2 separate regions of the Mus musculus genome follow, and region 1 is linked to region 2. A link is a loop called in an ENCODE intact Hi-C map of the cell type or tissue named here. Cell type or tissue: gastrocnemius. All regions are shown on one strand. Each heading gives the region's core, and the rest is flanking DNA. Links, peaks and the distances in the headings are about the cores only.

What was found. Hi-C counts contacts between places; a loop is a spot of excess contacts. Peaks named below come from ENCODE experiments on the same cell type or tissue, not always from the same donor. Only the 100,000 strongest peaks of a DNase experiment are listed, where the experiment ranks them.
Region 1: it touches region 2 in a loop (4-fold over the local background); 12 of 42 quality-filtered maps call a loop at or near these places.

The regions. Positions count from the first base shown.
Region 1 is chr16:11,198,855-11,207,182 of GRCm38, forward strand. It overlaps Rsl1d1 (ribosomal L1 domain containing 1), which reads right to left and starts at 4,438. Exons shown (of 9, transcript NM_025546.2): 1 at 4,297-4,438; 2 at 3,464-3,603; 3 at 2,441-2,576; 4 at 717-865; 5 at 531-632. The coding sequence starts at 4,401. It overlaps 2610020C07Rik (RIKEN cDNA 2610020C07 gene), which reads left to right and starts at 4,529. Exons shown (of 3, transcript NR_038156.1): 1 at 4,529-4,893. In gastrocnemius, for the core only: CTCF peaks have their summits at 3,299 (motif pointing left) and 3,500; a DNase peak (open chromatin) is centred at 4,487; H3K4me3 peaks cover 2,495 bases; H3K27ac peaks cover 1,644 bases.
Region 2 is chr16:11,249,687-11,258,014 of GRCm38, forward strand. Gspt1 (G1 to S phase transition 1) reads right to left here and starts at 4,639. Exons shown (of 15, transcript NM_146066.2): 1 at 3,957-4,639. The coding sequence starts at 4,311. It overlaps LOC115488671, which reads right to left and starts at 3,950. Exons shown (of 2, transcript XM_030249388.1): 1 at 2,539-3,950; 2 at 1-1,236. Mir1945 (microRNA 1945) reads right to left here and starts at 4,759; the gene lies at 4,682-4,759. In gastrocnemius, for the core only: CTCF peaks have their summits at 835 (motif pointing right) and 5,056; DNase peaks (open chromatin) are centred at 3,733, 3,929 and 4,732; H3K4me3 peaks cover 3,382 bases; H3K27ac peaks cover 3,391 bases.

The DNA.
Region 1 (8,328 bases), core at 50-8,049, 51 kb before region 2:
CTCAGTCGGGCTGCGGTGGTGCACGCCTTTAATCCCAGCACCTGGGAGGCAGAGGCAGGCAATTTCTGAGTTTGAGGCCAGCCTGGTCTATAGAGTGAGTCCCAGGACAGCCAGAGCTACACAGAGAAACCCTGTCTCAAAAAACCAAAAAAAAAAAAAAAAAAAAAAAGACAACAAACTCATTAATGGGGGATTAAAATTACTTCTAAAGCTTTTTCCCCCCAGAAGACTTATTAAAAACAAAACATTTAGGTTTTAATAGAAGGTCCTAGTTTCTTTTTTTTTGGGGGGGGGGGGGCAGGGAGACAGGGTTTCTCTGTATAACCCTGGCTGTCCTGGAACTCAGAAATCCACACGCCTCTGCCTCCGGAGCACTGGGATTAAAGGCATGCACCACCACACCTGGCTAGAAGGTCCTAGTTTTATTAACAAGATCCTTAAATGAGGTAGGGGATAGGGGGGAGAGGAGAGGATTACAAAACCCTGACATGTAAAGTTTAAAGAAATCTCATATAAATGTTCCTTGTTACCTGCAAGAACCACGCTTAGAGATGTTTAAGACGGTCCCTGTGATACATCGGTTAATCTCTTTGGACAGATTCTTTGCCAGAAGGTTCACAGACACTGGAACTCTATAAAAGCACACAGGCATCAGAACATTGGAGACACACAGAAACCCCATACCAGTCAAGTCCAGTCACTGCAAATAAACTCACTTCTTTCTCTGATAAAAATGCCTCCCTATGTGTGAGGGCAAATGCCGTCGAATTCTCGCATCAGTAATAAAGACTTCAAAGCTACCCAGGAGGCGGAGCTTGGCTTCATAGGCTTTATATTCTGTTTTTAAAGTTTTAAAAGGGATAATCTAGAATACAGAAACAAGACCAAAACCATAAAATGTTAAGCATCTAAAACAGAAGGAGAAATATTTAACACTTCCGATTCAGACTGGTCCTAGAGCCATGCCCCTCTCGGATTAATAAATTCCTAAGCAGCTAAAATATGCTAGAGGCCTAGCCAGATGGTGGGAGACCCTGAGAGGAACGATCAAGGAGCCTGGATAAAATCCCAGCATGTCAGCCAGGCACTGAAGTATATGACATAACTTGTTCTTGGGAATTTCAGGTTGGAGAATACTAACTTTGAGGGTAGCCCAGCAATTGAGCAAGATGCTATCTCAAACAAAATAAAACGAGCTGCAGAGACAGACAGCTTAGTGGTTAAAAGCATTAGTTTCTCTTACAGAGGACCTGGGTTTGATTCCACCACCCACATAGTAGCTCGTGGCCATGTGTATCTCTCTCCAGGTCCAGGGAATTCAAGACTCTCTTCTGATCTACATGGGTACTTATATAAGGTGCATAGACACATGTAGACAAAACACCCAGGCTGAGCGGTGGTGGCGCATGCCTTTAATCCAAGCACTTGGGAGGTAGAGGCAAGTGGATTTCTGAGTTCTAAGACAGCCTGGTCTACAAAGTGAGTTCCAGGACAGCCAGGGCTAAACAGAAAAAAATACCAGTCTCGAAGAAAAAAAAAAAAAAAAAAAAAAACCAACCAACCAACCAAAAAAACCAAAAACCACCCACTTTTAAAAAAGCAAGGGTATTGTGGGTGGGGAGGTAGCAGCACTTGATATAGAGGTGTAAAAGTTAAATCTATTCTGAGTTAGAGGCTAGCCTGGTCTACATTTCAAGTTTGGGGTAGAGTCTAGCATGTGTAAGTTTGATCTAACATGTGTAAAGTTTTGGATTCAATTCCTACTACCAGGAGAAATATAAAGAAACAGACTACAAATATAAACAAATAATCACAAGCCAGAGCCAGACATGTGATGCTCTACAAGTACACAAAAAATTAGGTTTTTAAGCAATCTGCAACGGGAGTATAGATGGCTCAGTGCTTTGGAGCCGACTGCTCTTAGAACACATGAAAACAACCTTCTACAACTCCAGTTGCGGGGAACCCCATTCTCCCTTAGGCACTCTGCTCAAGACAACTAAAAATAAGATATGAAATCTGACATGCATTTAGCTTTTCAGACACCAATCAGAATACCACCTTTAGCAAAAGCAAATACAGCCAACAATGACATTACAGTGGCAATTACATTAAAAAGAGAAAAACGGGCTGGAGAGATGGCTTGGTAGTTAAGAGAACTTGACGCTCTTTTGAAGGACCTGCGTTTTATTTCCCACACCAATCAGGCAGCTTACAACCACCTGAAACCCTAACTCCAGGAGACTTCAAACCCTTTTCTGGCCATGGAAGACACCTGCATCCACACGGTGCATGCATGTTAGGAACACACATCATAGCCATAAAAGAATAAAATAAAATTACAATGAAAATAGACCTGAAAGATCAAGAATTACAGCAGTGTATCGTACTTCATTTCTATGAAGTCTTTGAAAGGACTTCAACGCATCAGCACACCTACCTGAGAGATAGTGTTAACTCCGTGTTTTTTCAAAAGCTTTTTATAGAAACCTTCTGTCTGTTCAGGTGAATCGAATTCATCTTTTGTGAAGAGACATACATCTGAGGATTCGGAGAGAATGCTATGAGGCAAAGGTCTGCAAAACACGACAAAAAAGGCCAGAAAGTACGTGGGTTATTCACAACACATGCTTACTCTCATTCAAGGTCATTGTTGACCTAGGAGAGCTAAGGAGAACATACAATACATGCAGGCAAGCCAGATGAATCAGTGGGTGAAAACCTGTGCTCAGTGCCAGGCCTAACAACCAGAGCTCAAGCTCCAGGACCAACATGGTAGGGAGAAATGGCACTGACTGCCACATGCGTGCACCCAATACTCCAGACAGACAGACAAACACAAATAAATGCTCTTTAAAAATATTTTTAGTTATTTGTTTTCATGTCATTGTTTCTCTGTCTTAGAATACGCTCTGAAGATAGGGCTGGCCTCGAATTCAAGAGATCTGCCTGCCTCTGCCACTTCTGGCTCTAAAAGAGAAAATATTGGGCTAGAGAGACCAAATGCAGGATTGTACACACTCAGCAGTTAAGAGCACTTGCTGCTTTCCCAGGAGATCTGATTTCTGTCACCTGTACCAACACTGGGCTGCTCACAACCTCTTATCTCTGCAGTCTAGGTGGTCTGACATCCTCTTTTGGCTTCTGCAAGCACTGGACACATGTGGCCCACATTCTTACACTCACACTCTGAGTTTTAAAAATTAAAGGGGGTGGGCGGCTGGAGAGATGGCTCAGCGGTTAAGAGCACTGACTGCCCTTCCAGAGATCCTGTGTTCAATTCCTAGCAACCACATGGTGGCTCACAACCATCTGTAATGAGGTCTGATGCCCTCTTCTGGTGTGTTTGAAGACAGCAACAGTATACTCACATACATAAAATAAATAAATGTTAAAAAAAAAAAACAGCCAAAAAACAAAAAAATCCAACCAAACAACTCTCAAGAGATAAATAATTACTTACACTTTGACCCGAAGTTCTTTCTCTGGAATTTTCCATAATATCACCATTAAAAATAAATTTTCGCTCCCACTCAACAGCAATTCATTATTGTTTTTTTTGGACTTTGAGCGATTAGATATTACTTCCACTGCCTTTCTAATCTGCAGAGACAGAGAATAAGTTAATTTTCTCAATCTATGTTAATTGCTCCCACACAGACATATCTGCTTCCTTTGCTCCTTTGGGGGGCGGGGGGCGTTTCAAGAGAGGGTTTTCCTATATAGCTCTGGCCAACCTGGAATACTTAGTCCAGGCTGGCGTCGAATTCAAAAGATTCGCCTGTCTCCCGTGTGCTGGGATTAAAGGCGTGCGCCACAAAGCCTGGCGCTCCTCTTTCTATTGGGCAAATTTCATCAGCGTATCGGGATATTACAATTTGTACCCATTGCAATGTAAGAACCCGTCTAAAACATCTAAGGACTTGCTTCCAAAATCTGTTTACAGGTTGTCCTTTCTACGTAAGAGGACTATTCGGAAGCTTCTCCTGCCCTCTATGAGAAAGGAAGCGGTCAGGAAAGGCGCGTTGGCCCTGCTACCAACACTTTGTGCACGGACACATGACCTGTGATGCTGCAGAACCGAGCGCAGAAGCCCGCTTTCCACAGGAGGCAAACAGGCCAGAAGTGTGAGAAGAGCGAGCCCGCTGGGTGCGTTCCCAGAGGCCAGCCTCGAGCTCCGGAGAGCCCACGCGGTCGCGGGCCCACTTCATTTCCAGCCTCTCGCCCCACACCCTGCGCCGAACGCGGGTCCTAACCACCCTGCTTCCCGAATCGTCGTCCCCAAAAGCCACTCGCCTGCTCTCTGTCCAGCTGTAAAAGAGCGGTCGGGGTCACTTGCACGTCGGTGGTGGTCGCCTCAGCGACCGAGGCACTGGGAGATTCGGACGCAGAGCCCTTCATGTCGCCTCGTGTGGAAGGCCTGTAGAAGTCAGAGCTCATGCGCAGCCCGGAGGCCCGGAACCGGAAAGCAGTCAGTAACACTGCGAGGGGGAGGGGTATCACGTCATTTCCGGCGAGGCGCGAAATTAGATGTTGGGCCCGCCCTCTTGGGTAGATGGTGTTGCGGTCGTAGACTGTGCCCAGAGTTATTCTAGCGGCAGCATCTCCTTTGCCTCCGACTCTTTCTAAGGCTGCAGGCCTGAAAAACCCTGTCGCTCCTTCCGGAGGACACCGAGCGAGCGCCCTAAGGAGAGACTAAAGCCCTCTCTTCAATCCCGTGCTGTCTTCTGCAGAGCGGGAAGCCGTGGCTCCTCCATTCCTTTCTGGCTTCAGGCGTCGGTTTCCCCAAATTGGTGGTATTCCCAGGAAATAAAGAGAAACTGCCAACGCTAGGCGCGGGATGCTGCGCGAGAAACGAAAAAATGAGTCGGTCTCTCAGGAGCTTCGGCCCAGGTAAGACCTTGCGTGAGTGTGAAGGGATAACTTTAGTGTAGGAGAGAATACGCCAGAACGTCCTATGAGTAGTTGCCAAGCATGCCCACTGTGGTGACCGTGCCCAATACCCCGTATTCGAGGTTGTTCTCAGTCAGTTCAGGGAGCTCTCAATAGTACCACCAGTTTTTATTTTCGATTAGTTCGAGACAGAGCCTCTATTGAGACAGAGTATTATTGAGACAGGGTCTCTATTATTGAGACAGGGTCTCTATTATGGCAATTCTGGCTATTCTGGAACTCTATATAGACAGGTCTGACCTCGAACTCACTGAGATCCTCCTGCTTCAGGTTTCAGAGTGCTAGGATTAAAAGCATCCACCAATACGCCCCCACTTAAGTCAAACTCTTCCTATATCACCCAGGGTTACCCGAGTGAGCCTCCTCCTCTACGTCTCAGATGCTAGATTTACAAGAGTGAGCGAGTCCCCTGCCCCCACCTTGTACCGGCACAGTTACATAATTTATTTAGAAATTTTTATGTGAATGTTAAGGATAGTGACAGGTTCAGCTAGCTGTGTGGGAATAAAATGCTCTCCATTGTCAGATGTCTTCCAAAAGTGCTCCTGTGAAGGGACCATGCTCTGCTAGTGTCTGTTGAGGGAGGACCTTGTCCTAATTTAACTTGTAGAATACAAGTCCTTGGCACCTGCTTCTACTTGGCTATTTAGAATCTAGTATAAGATGGACTTTTAACATATTGCAGTGACTTGCTACACTGGGCTTGAGGTATGCAGGCTAACACACTCCAAAGAGCATTGGTGGTCTTAGGTGTTCTCTTGCCTGTATTCAAGTTTGAGAACCAGACGTTTTTGGTTTTTCGAGACAGGGTTTCTCTGTGTAACAGCCCTGGCTGCCCTGGATCTCACTTTGTAGGCCAGGCTGACCTTTAGCTCACAGGAATCTGCCTGCCTCTGCCTCCCAGTGCTGGGAGTAGGGCTTTTTTATTTTATGTATATGTTTTACTTGCCTGTGTATCTGTACACCACATGTGGGAAGTGCTAGTGTAGATCCTCTTAGAACTAGAATTACAGATGGTTGGAAACCACCGTGCGAATGCTGAGAATCAAACTGTAGTCTTCTGGAAGAGCAAGCAGTACTCTTGACACCATCTCTCCAGCCCCAAGCACCAGACTTTTGAGCCAAGGAAATTCCATGAATTCAGATGATAGATCCTTGAGGCGATTGGAAACAGTAAGTGTCTAGAGCCAAAGAATTGCAAAATTGAAGAAATAGGCTTTTAAAACTGACAGGGGGCCTAGTTACCAAACTTCACTTACATTCTGGGCTACAGAACAATACTCTCATCTCAGTGTCATTTCTGAAATTAGACTTATGATTACTGTTAGGCGTGTAATTTTTGTCTTTACAACTCCCTCTCATTCACTCATTTGTAAGGTGGCCCTCCCTAGAGAGAGGGAAGCCAGATGCTATGCTGTGAGACTACGTGGGCAGCCAGCTAGTAACCACATGCATGAAGGTGGAAGGAAAGCCTTCTTTGTAGACACAAGAGAGACTCCAAGTCAGAGCCCTTTAGCTGTGCTGCTCCTAGCTTTCTCATAAAACACAAATAAGCCTTTGCTAATTTTAGCTGCCGTTCTCTATCAATAGGTATTTGATAGAAATTTATAGCCCTCCCACTCACATATTCAACTGTATAATTAATATTTGAACTTTTGTACCTCCCATTCACCATTTTTACCATGATCTCATATGATGCCCTCAGCTTGCCCTTGTATTTCCTTTCTCAGTATTGAATACTTCTAAGACAAAGAGAGTTATTTGTAAGTCTTTTCTCTTCATCCCTCAGTTTGATGAATAATAGTCTGCAGTGTGGGCTTGGCGGCTCACATCCCTAACACCAACACTCAGAATTATAGGATTAAGGATTTCAACGTAAGCCTTAGCCACCTGGCACGGTTAAGGCCGGTCTAAGCAACATGAGACCATTTCAAAATAAAGCCTTGGAGATACATGGAAACCTAGATAATCCACAAATTCCTGAGCATGAATTACTGGACAAATGGGCAATACTAATAATTATTAATAAGATTTAAAAATGAAGAAAAAGGAACAGATTTGGAAGCTATTGGAATGAGTTCTTTTTTTTTTTAATTTTTTTTTTTAATTTTTTTTTTATTAGGTATTTTCCTCGTTTACATTTTCAATGCTATCCCAAAGGTCCCCCATACCCACCCCCCGGAATGAGTTCTTTGGTGGGATGACTCAGTGGGTCCAGATACCTGCCATCAGACCTGTAACCTGAGTTTGATTCAAAGAATCTACATCATGAATAGAGAAATCAGACCCCTGCAAGTTGCCCTCAGATTTCCACATGTGAGTTCTGGCCCATGAGCCATGGCACAGATGTGCCCACGTGAATGCATACACACAAGAAAATGCAATTAAGAAACAATTTTAAAAATACTCTTTTTCACTATTTCAAGCTTAAAGTTCCAGTGCTATATCTAAGTAATTCTGGGATGTGGAGAAAGATGTTTCTGAGAAAAAAAGAAAGCTTAAACATCATCTGCATAAGGATGGTTACAGCTGTGGAAGTAGATGAGAAATAGAGAGCCAAAACAGAGCCATCAAGAAATCTTTAATTGTGGATTAGAAGAGAAGAGAGTTAAGGAAAAGAGAAGAAAGTGTGGGTTGGGGACACAGACCCAGCATAAGAATGGCCATTCTCATCCAAACTACCACACCAGCTAGCACAATATCTCATATCAACCTCCTCCAGTATCTCCTCATATTTGGAACACATTTTAATTGATGGATGAACAGGGGGCAGGACTGTTAGAAATAATGGGAGGTATGGCCTTGTTGGAGGAAGTGTGTCACTGAAGGTAAGCTTTGAGGTTCCAAACGCTCGAGCCAGGCCAGGGTCTCTCTCTCCCTGCTTCCTGCGGCTGTGGAATCTGGGTGTGTTTCTCTCCAGCACCACATCTGGGTGGATTCTGCCCTACTCCTGCCATGATAATGGACTGATAACCCCCTCAAACTGTAAGCAAGCTCCAATTAGATGTTTTCCTTTATAAGAGTTGTATTGGTTATGGGATCTCTCTTTTTTTTTTTTTTTTTTTTGAGACAGGGTTTCTCTGTGTAGCCCTGGATGTCCTGGGACTCACTCTGTAGACCAGGCTGGCCTCGAACTCAGAAATTGCCTGCCTCTGCCTCCCAAGTGCTGGGATTAAAGGTGTGTGCCACCACTGCCTGGAAGTTATGGTGTCTCTTAACAGAAATAGAACATTGACGAAGACAGTTTCATAGTTTTCAACTTGATGCAAGCTAGAGTCATCTGGGAGGAGGAAATCTCAGGTGAGGAAATACCTGCATCAATAGACCTGGCTCTTAGGGAAGTCTATAGGACACTTTTTGAAATAATGATGTGGA
Region 2 (8,328 bases), core at 140-8,139:
CCACTCTCTTAGACTGGGGAGATGTAGAACCCTTGCCTAGCATACAGGAGGCTCAGAGTTTCACCATCAGCACCATTAAAAATACAAGACCGTCTATTTAGTCTTCAACAGGAACTGGTTAACATAAATCAAGTATGAAGTTTTCTATACAAGCCGGACATGGTGGCGCACGCCCTTACTCCCCGCACTCGGGAGGCAGAAGCAGGCATATTTCTGAGTTCGAGACCAGCCTGGTCTACAAAGTGAGCTCCAGGACAGCCAGGGCTATACAGAGAAACCCTGTCTCGAAAAAAAAAACAAAACAAAACAAAAAAAAAATTATATACAAATAACTGTACCTTTGATTTTGGATAACCTCCAATCTGCTTTCTAGCCCTACAGAAGTAACTTTCAAAACTATTCAGTGACCAGAAAGCCAGCCAGGCACAGGCAAGCATCACTGACTGCTCCCAGCATGCTGGGACGCTGAGAAGACCGCTTCTGCTCTATAGTGAAACTTAACTTTTTTTTAAAAAAATCCAAAACAAAACTCAGGATGTGGCTCAGGTGATAAGATTGTATGCCTAGCATGCACAAATCCCTGGGTTCGAGTCCCAACATCATATACAGCATGTAAACTGTCTGTGATGACGAAAGCCTGTAATCTCAGTACCCTAAGCTGGAAAGAGAATCAGAAAAGTCTTGGCTATGCAGCCATGGAGAGACAATAAAAGTCAATCAAGTGATAATGGTTGCTTAACCTTGAGAATTTACTAAAACTTAAGTAAAAAAATTTCCAGTGATTTTTTTTATAAAGATTTATTTATTTTATTTATATGAGTACACTGTAGCTGTCTTCAGACACACCAGAAGAGGGCATCAGATCTCACTACAGATGGCTGTGAGCCACCATGTGGTTGTTAGGATTTGAACTTAGGACCTTTGGAAGAGCAATCAGTGTTCTTACCCACTGAGCCATCTCCAGCCCCCAGTGATTTTTAAGATTTCTATTTTCATTGATAATCACTTGCCCAATTTACTTGGCTCTATAGAAAGTTGCATTTAAATGGATGATGCTTAATTACACTTAAAAGAGTTCTACTTAGTCATTGTTTGGAATTTGTTGTTTTTACATTTTCGAAGAGAACAAGGTCAGCACCAGTTCCCTAGCTCTGACTTGAGATGGCTGGACACAGGCATATCTGTGAAGACTCTCACCACCAAGGCCCCTTCCTCTGTTGGCTGCTCTAGGCAGTGCTGTATTTCAAAGAGAAACAACACAAAACAAAATAAAGAGCAAATCATTCCAGGAGAAAGGAGTATCTAGCCACAAGCCCTTAAAGGTTAGTCCCGAGCCCACTTACCACAGACTGGAAAGGAACAACAAAGGAAACAGTCACTATCTTATGGACCCCTTCCTCACCACCAAAAACATCTGGATTCCCCTTAGGGAGTTACAGGTTAGGTGCTCTCCTGCCATTACTTTTTTCTGCTTTCCCCCAGTAAGAATGATGGCAACATTTATGGATTCAAAGTTCCCAAACTCGTCCCATATAGCTCTAGTCTTCTACTTAGGCAACATCCAGATATCAGACACAGAATGCTTACAGAATTATTATTCTTCCTTCTCATTGGGTATGGGTTCTTACTCTAGCCCATGCTGACTTCAATTTCTCAACTGTTTCAATCACACAACAAAATTTAAACTGGGTGATGGTGGCACACACCCTTAATCCCAGAATTCAAGAGACAGTCCAGTAGATCTCTTGGGAGTTTGAGTTCTAGGACAGCTAGAGATACATAGTGAGATCCTGTCTAGGAAGGGAAAAATAATATAAAATAAAATATATATAAAAATTTTTCTAGAAACAATTGATGCAGTAAGACCATTTTTGATTATAAAAAAAAGTTCACACATACTATAATTTAGAAACTTTCTGACAAACATATTCCTACACTTAGTAAAACCACAAATTAGCAAGTAATAGATAAAGAAAAACTCCTGCACAAAACAAAATGCCTAGACACTCAAAGTGACCACTCCAAACCATGGCCCTGTGGATGATTATCCCTGTTAAAATCTGATCAGTGCCTGTAAATGCAGTCTCCAGTCTATTCAAAGCTGGTAGTTCCAGATGAAGGAGAGCCAAGAAAGACAATGGCTGGAGATGTGGAAGCTCTAAAATAAGGTAGAAACAAGTACTTCCAGCAATTTGTAAGGAAGCTAACAAGTAGATTAATGTCTAAAAGAATTAAAAGTTGAATGAATTTCCTTGTTTGAAAAGAAAAATATCAACCACACACAAATAAAAGAAATGCCAGTCAATAAAAGTCAAATCCCCAGGTTTGAAGGAGGGCAGCATCCCTCCTTCCTGCACAATAAAAGCCCCAAAGCTCACTGCCCCCCAAAACCCACTCTAATACAGACCCAGCTCCTCACAAAAGCATTTCCCTGAACAGTCCAACACCCTCTCACTTCTAAAAAGCAAAGTGAAGCACGTTTCCCAAGAAACTAAATTCCAAGAACGTATTTATTTATTTATTTATTTACTTACTTACTTATTATTTGCCAGACAGTCCCGGTAGCCTTCACCTAAAGATCTTGCTGCCCTCACTTCCTGAGTTCCAGGGTTGCAACCTCACCTGGGAGGGCAGCGAGGTGATAATGCCATTTGTTTTCTCTGCTTTTTCCAAGCATTCTCCTACCTCAGCCTCCAGAGTTCTGGGACTCTATAGGCATTAACTAGTTAGTGTACCACCACACCAGGCCTAAGTCCAGAACTTAAAACATACTCTCACTTGAAATAAGCTCAAATTATCTGCCCCACCAATGTCCCTGCTAAATAATCAAAGTCTCGGCCTTTTCCCTTCCCGTTTCTTTCTTTCTTTCTTTTTTTCTTTAGGACAATACCATATTTACTCAAAAAAGCATCGTCATGGGTGGGGGAGCGTGTGGGGGACTTTTGGGATAGCATTGGAAATGTAAATGAAATAAATACCTAATTTAAAAAAAAAGCATCAGCATGAAGGCAATACTTAAGTTCACTCAACAGCATTGCTACAAAATCTGTACCTGAAAGCAGGCTACCAAACATACAGCCCGTTTGTAAAAAGGTGTTTAAAGACTGCAGTTTGAAACGACAGAAAGTGTATTTAGTAGCTACTTTATGTGACAAATATTAAGTTATCAGAAGTATTTAAGTAACAGACTAGACTAATACACGAACGCAAACTAAGCTTTTATAAGCAACCCTTATAAGGGCCATACTTTTAAAACAATTAAAAGTCTACACGCCATTCAGAAAAAGTCTTAAATCCCGCTTAAAACCGCACATAAATCAATGAGGTTTACTACCACATGTTAGTACTGAGGAATCCTTGTGACATTTAAAAAACTTTTCAAGTATTCAAAATGTTAAGGGTGAAAAAAGGTCTTTGTATTGACAGCCAACAGTTTCTGGCGGATCACAAGCCTGCAATGCATCTTGGGATTCCTTCAGGTCGCTTTAGTGCCACCGATACTTAAAACGCAATTACAGTTCCAAACGTAGAAACTACAGTAGGAGCAGCTCTCTGGGCCAGCGAAGAGACAAGTCCTGTCCCCCAAACCCTAGACTTTCACACCCTCCTCCTGCCGGACTTCAAGCCCTATCAGTCCCCACTTCTGGGCCTCGTGGCACTGACTGGCCCAGGGCTGGCAGGGTCCCATACAGTTCCTATGCCTAGGGGTGAACCGCGTGCGGCCTTCCGCGGCGGGGCAATCGCCCCCGGGTCCCCTGGTCTCTGCTCCTCCTGGCCCAGGCGCCCCAAGCCAAGCAGCTCCCAGACTGGAGGCGCCCCACCCAGACCAGCCGGCGCCGCTGTCAGCGCCCCACGTGCGGGCCGGCCGGCCTCCCGTCCTCTCCACCCAGCCCACCGCGGAACTCCGGCCCCAGGCCGCCGCCCGTGCCTTGGGGATATCCAGCCCGGCAACTTACCCGAAGGGCCTCCCGCGCCGCTGCCTGCTCCGTGGTCGCCTCCGGCTGCGCCAGCTGGGGATAGCGGCGGCTGGGCCGGACCCCGCAGGAAGGACGGCACGAATTCAGCGGCGTGGACGTTGGGGACGAAAGGCTTGGCGTTGACGTTGAGTTGCCGGCTGAAAGCCGCGCTGAGGTTCTCACGCTGGGCCTCGGCCACCGCGGCCATGGAGCCGCTGCCGCTCCCGCCGCCGCCGCAAGGCCCGGGCCCGGGGGCCTCCATATCCGTCTGGTCCCAGCAGTCGGGCGCAGAGTCGCTGCTGCTGCTGCTCCCGCCGCCGCCGCCACCGCCGCCACCGCCGCTGCTAGGATCCATGATCGGGGGGGCCGTGTGTGTGGTGAAGAGAGGGCGGGAAATGGAGGCGGGGGCGGCCGACCGGGGAGGAGCAGGCCGCGCTGACCCGGGGAGGACGGCAAGACTGGGGAGCTGACAGTCAATGACTCACTCGCCGGCGTCCTGGGCAGCAGCTACAGTCCAGACAGTACACTCGAGACCAGGTCGACAGCGGCTCAACCCTCCTCGTGTGTGCGAAAGGATCTCCTCCCACCCAACCCCAACTACCGCCGCCGGCCTCACCGCCAACCCCACGTTTGGAGAGAATTGACCTCTCGCTACCACCCGTACCTTCGCCTCGGTAGTTCCCGTCTGTGTCCGCCCGCGTTTCCGCCTACGAAGCGCGGCCGATAGCTAAACTACAAGTCCCGACAGTACCCGCGAAGACCCGGTGCGGTTTTCTCGGGGGCTGACGGGAGTCGGAGTTCAGCGCTCAAGCGTCACCGGAAGCGGCTGGAACTCCCGGCAGGCAGCGCGAGGAGGCAGAAGTCTGGTGGCCCATCTGTCGCAGGGTGGGGGTAGGGGTAGGCTCTACTCGGCTAGGGCAAGACGGTGGGCCGAGCCCTTCCGCACGAGGCGACGATCCACCCTAGCCTGTGAGAACACCCGGTCCGCAGGCCTAACCTAGAGGAATTTTTTTTTCTTCTCCCTTTTCGGCGCCTTTTCTGTCTCCCAGTCTATATACCTTATTCTCTTTCTCTCCACCCGCAGCCAGAGTTTGCCCTACATTTCAAAGCCGGCGGGAGGCGTCTTTCCTTTTATGTATTCATTTTTGGAAGAGGCAGTAAAACCATGAGATGTTACAGCTGAAACTGCGTGTGGCTCATAAAGGTCCAAGGATGTCCGGCAAAAGGATCCTTAACTGGAAAATTTCAGTGACTCATGTTATGTTTGACTAGTCATTAAAAGCCCGCACCTAAAATGTTTTTTCGTCCTTTCATCCTCCCTGCCAGGAGATTTACAAATTAATCGGGATTGCCATATTTTTTAGTGTACCCAGCGGTACCTAATAGTGGCTATTTTGGTGCTTCCAGTTCCTTAGCTGCCATTAGGTAAAGTGCTGTTCTTTTGAAAGGCCGCATCTGTCAGCTATTCTTACAGTCCTTTAATAATGAGGGCATCTCACACTTTCAAGTTGCATTTTAGTAATTGTGGGGTAAGTGACAAGCAAGAAAAAATAAAATTCACCTTTATTTTTTACTGCACGAAGTAGGAATACCTGTTCTAAATACCTGTTAAATGCTCCTGTAATTCACCCATGGAGACCAAGACAAAGAAAAGTATACTCTTAATTTTACTTGCTCTGAAAAGAGTCTAGACAGAATGCAACTAACCTACTTGGAAATTACAGAGTAACATATTCAAAATGTTCAAACAACGAGTTTTTTTTTTTTTTAAATCTGGATCTAAGATATCTAAATTGGAATGCTGACTTTAAACATTTGTATAATAAAAAGTGAGAATTTGGCCTAACGAGAGAGGTAATAGACAAAGTTGTCAATAATTTTTTGTTTGTTTTGTTTTTGTTTTGTTGGGTTTTTTGGTTTTTCGAGACAGGGTTTCTCTGTATAGCCATGGCTGTCCTGGAACTCACTCTGTAGACCAGGTTGGCCTCGAACTCAGAAATCCACCTGCCTCTGCCTTCCAAGTGCTGGGATTAAAGGCCAGCACCACCAATGCCCGGCTTTGTCAATTACTTTTTAAAGCAAGGCTTCAAACTAGCTCTTTTTTTCTTCTTTTTGTGGTTGGTTAGTTAGGTTTTGGTCGGTTGGTTGGCTGGTTGGTTGGTTGGTTAAGCAGAGACAAATGAAGCCCAGGCTGGCCCTGAACTCCAGTCCTTTTATCTTACTTTCCAAGTGCTGGAACTCTCTGCCTGTCTACCACCAAGCTCAGCTTGAACTGGTTTTTTGTAAATGACTTTTTTTTTCTTGCATGTGTTTTAAGATGTCCTCTTTGTGTGATCCAGACTGACTTGGACTCAAGATCATCTAGTTGAAACTGCTGGAACCTGTACAGCACCACAGTTTTCATCTTTAAATCTGTCTCTAATAAATTCATACCTCATGGGAGATCTGCAAGCCCCAGCCCACTCCAAAGACAGCTCAACATCTGCATGCGGCTGACTGAACTAGCTCACCACAGCCTATCACTGGATAGAGCCAACCCCTAGGGCTCCGGGTGTTCACACTCTGAGAATGTTAGCTCTTCACAGCTAGTTGAATGAACAGTTTCTTTGTTCATGGTGCTTTTTCTAGAGACAGTGTCAGAAAAGTGTCGTTTGGAAAAGCCTTTGATCAGCCAAGTGTGTTGGCTCAATCCTGTAAACAAGGAGGATCCCTATAAATTCAAGATTAGCCATTATTTAATCTGGGATCAATGTCTGCAACCCCCAGTGTTGGAATTATAGAGATATACCACAACTCTGACTTTCTTTGGTTTTCAAAGGCATTGACCTACCTGTGCAAGCTTCAACAAGAAAATGAGAGTCTGTCAACAAACACCGCTGTTGTGCTAAAAGTGAGCAACTTGAAGACTGTTCTTGGTTCCTACCACCTAGCATAAAGCTAAACAAGTAAATGCAGGCAGTAAGTGTAAAGTGTCACTACTGTCCTTTATAAGCACTTAGGACTTTTCAAGTACAGAGCAATAACTCATTTTCTTTACGTGTGTGGGAGAGAGAGAGAGAGAGAGAGAGAGAGAACACACACATGGAGATCACAGGACAACTTTAGAGTTATTCTCACCTTTCATGTTGTTGAGGCAAGGTCTTGTTTTTGCAATGCCCTGTCCTGCAGACGAGCTGGCTAGAGGGCTTCTGTGCCGTTCTTCTGTGATGCCTCGATGTAGGAGTGCTGGGATCACAGAGTCACATCACCATATCGAGCTTTGTTTATTGTTGTTATTGTTTTTAATGTGTGTCTCAGTGCTTATATGTCTGTGAATACCCAGTGCCCACAGAAGCCAGAAGAGGACATTGCACCTACAGATGTTGTGACCCACCAACTAGGTACTGGGTATTGAACCCCAGTCCTCTAGAAGAACACCCATTGCTCTTAACCACTGAGCCATCTCTCCAGTTTTATATCCAGCTTTTTATCTGGTGTGATGGTTTGAATAGGAACGGCCCCCGTAACTTGACATGTTTGAATGCTTGGTCATTGGGGAGTGGCACTATTTGACAATGATTAGGTGGGTATGACCTTGTTGGAGAAGTATATCACTGGGGATGGGCTTTGAGGTTTCAAAAGCTCAAGCCAGGACCAGTGTCATACTCTGCCTGGTGCCTGTGGGTCCAGATGTAGAACTCTCAGGTGTTCTGTAACACCATGTCTACCTGCAAGCTGCCATGTTCCTGCTGGGACAGTAATGGACTAAACCTCTGAAACTGTAAGTCAGCCCCAGTTAAATGCTTTTCTTTATAAGAGTTGCATGATCTCGTGTCTCTTCACAGCAACAGAACATTGACTAAAATATCTGGTTTCTGGGGATCAAACTCAGGTCATCAGACTTGTATGGCAAGTACTTTTATCCATCTTTTGGCTTAAGAGCCAGTTTTTCCAAAGACTTACGCTATTTGCTGGGATGTATATAATGGGTTAGTTTGACAGCTCCTTTCCCTAGCAAATCTATGCTTCTTCTAGGCTTGAACCACACTACAACAGATAATTCCTATTTTCCACTGCAAATCTCACTAGCTGTCATTGCTAGCAATCTCATTCTCTCCCACCCAATTTGATGCTAGAAAATTGAGCCTAGGATCTTGCACATGCTAGGCGCACATTCTACCAATGAGCTACGTGCCTCTAGTCCTTCTTTTTGTCTTTTTTATTCTCCATAAAATACCATTGTATTTCAAAACTAAGTCAGGGTTTCCATATAGTCTTTTAATTCAACCATATGGTACTTTGTTTTGGTTTTGAGCAAAAAGAAGTGAAGTTGATAAACTAGTGCAATATGATCTAGTTAACTGCATTGTTTCAGACCAGTTCTGGAAATCTC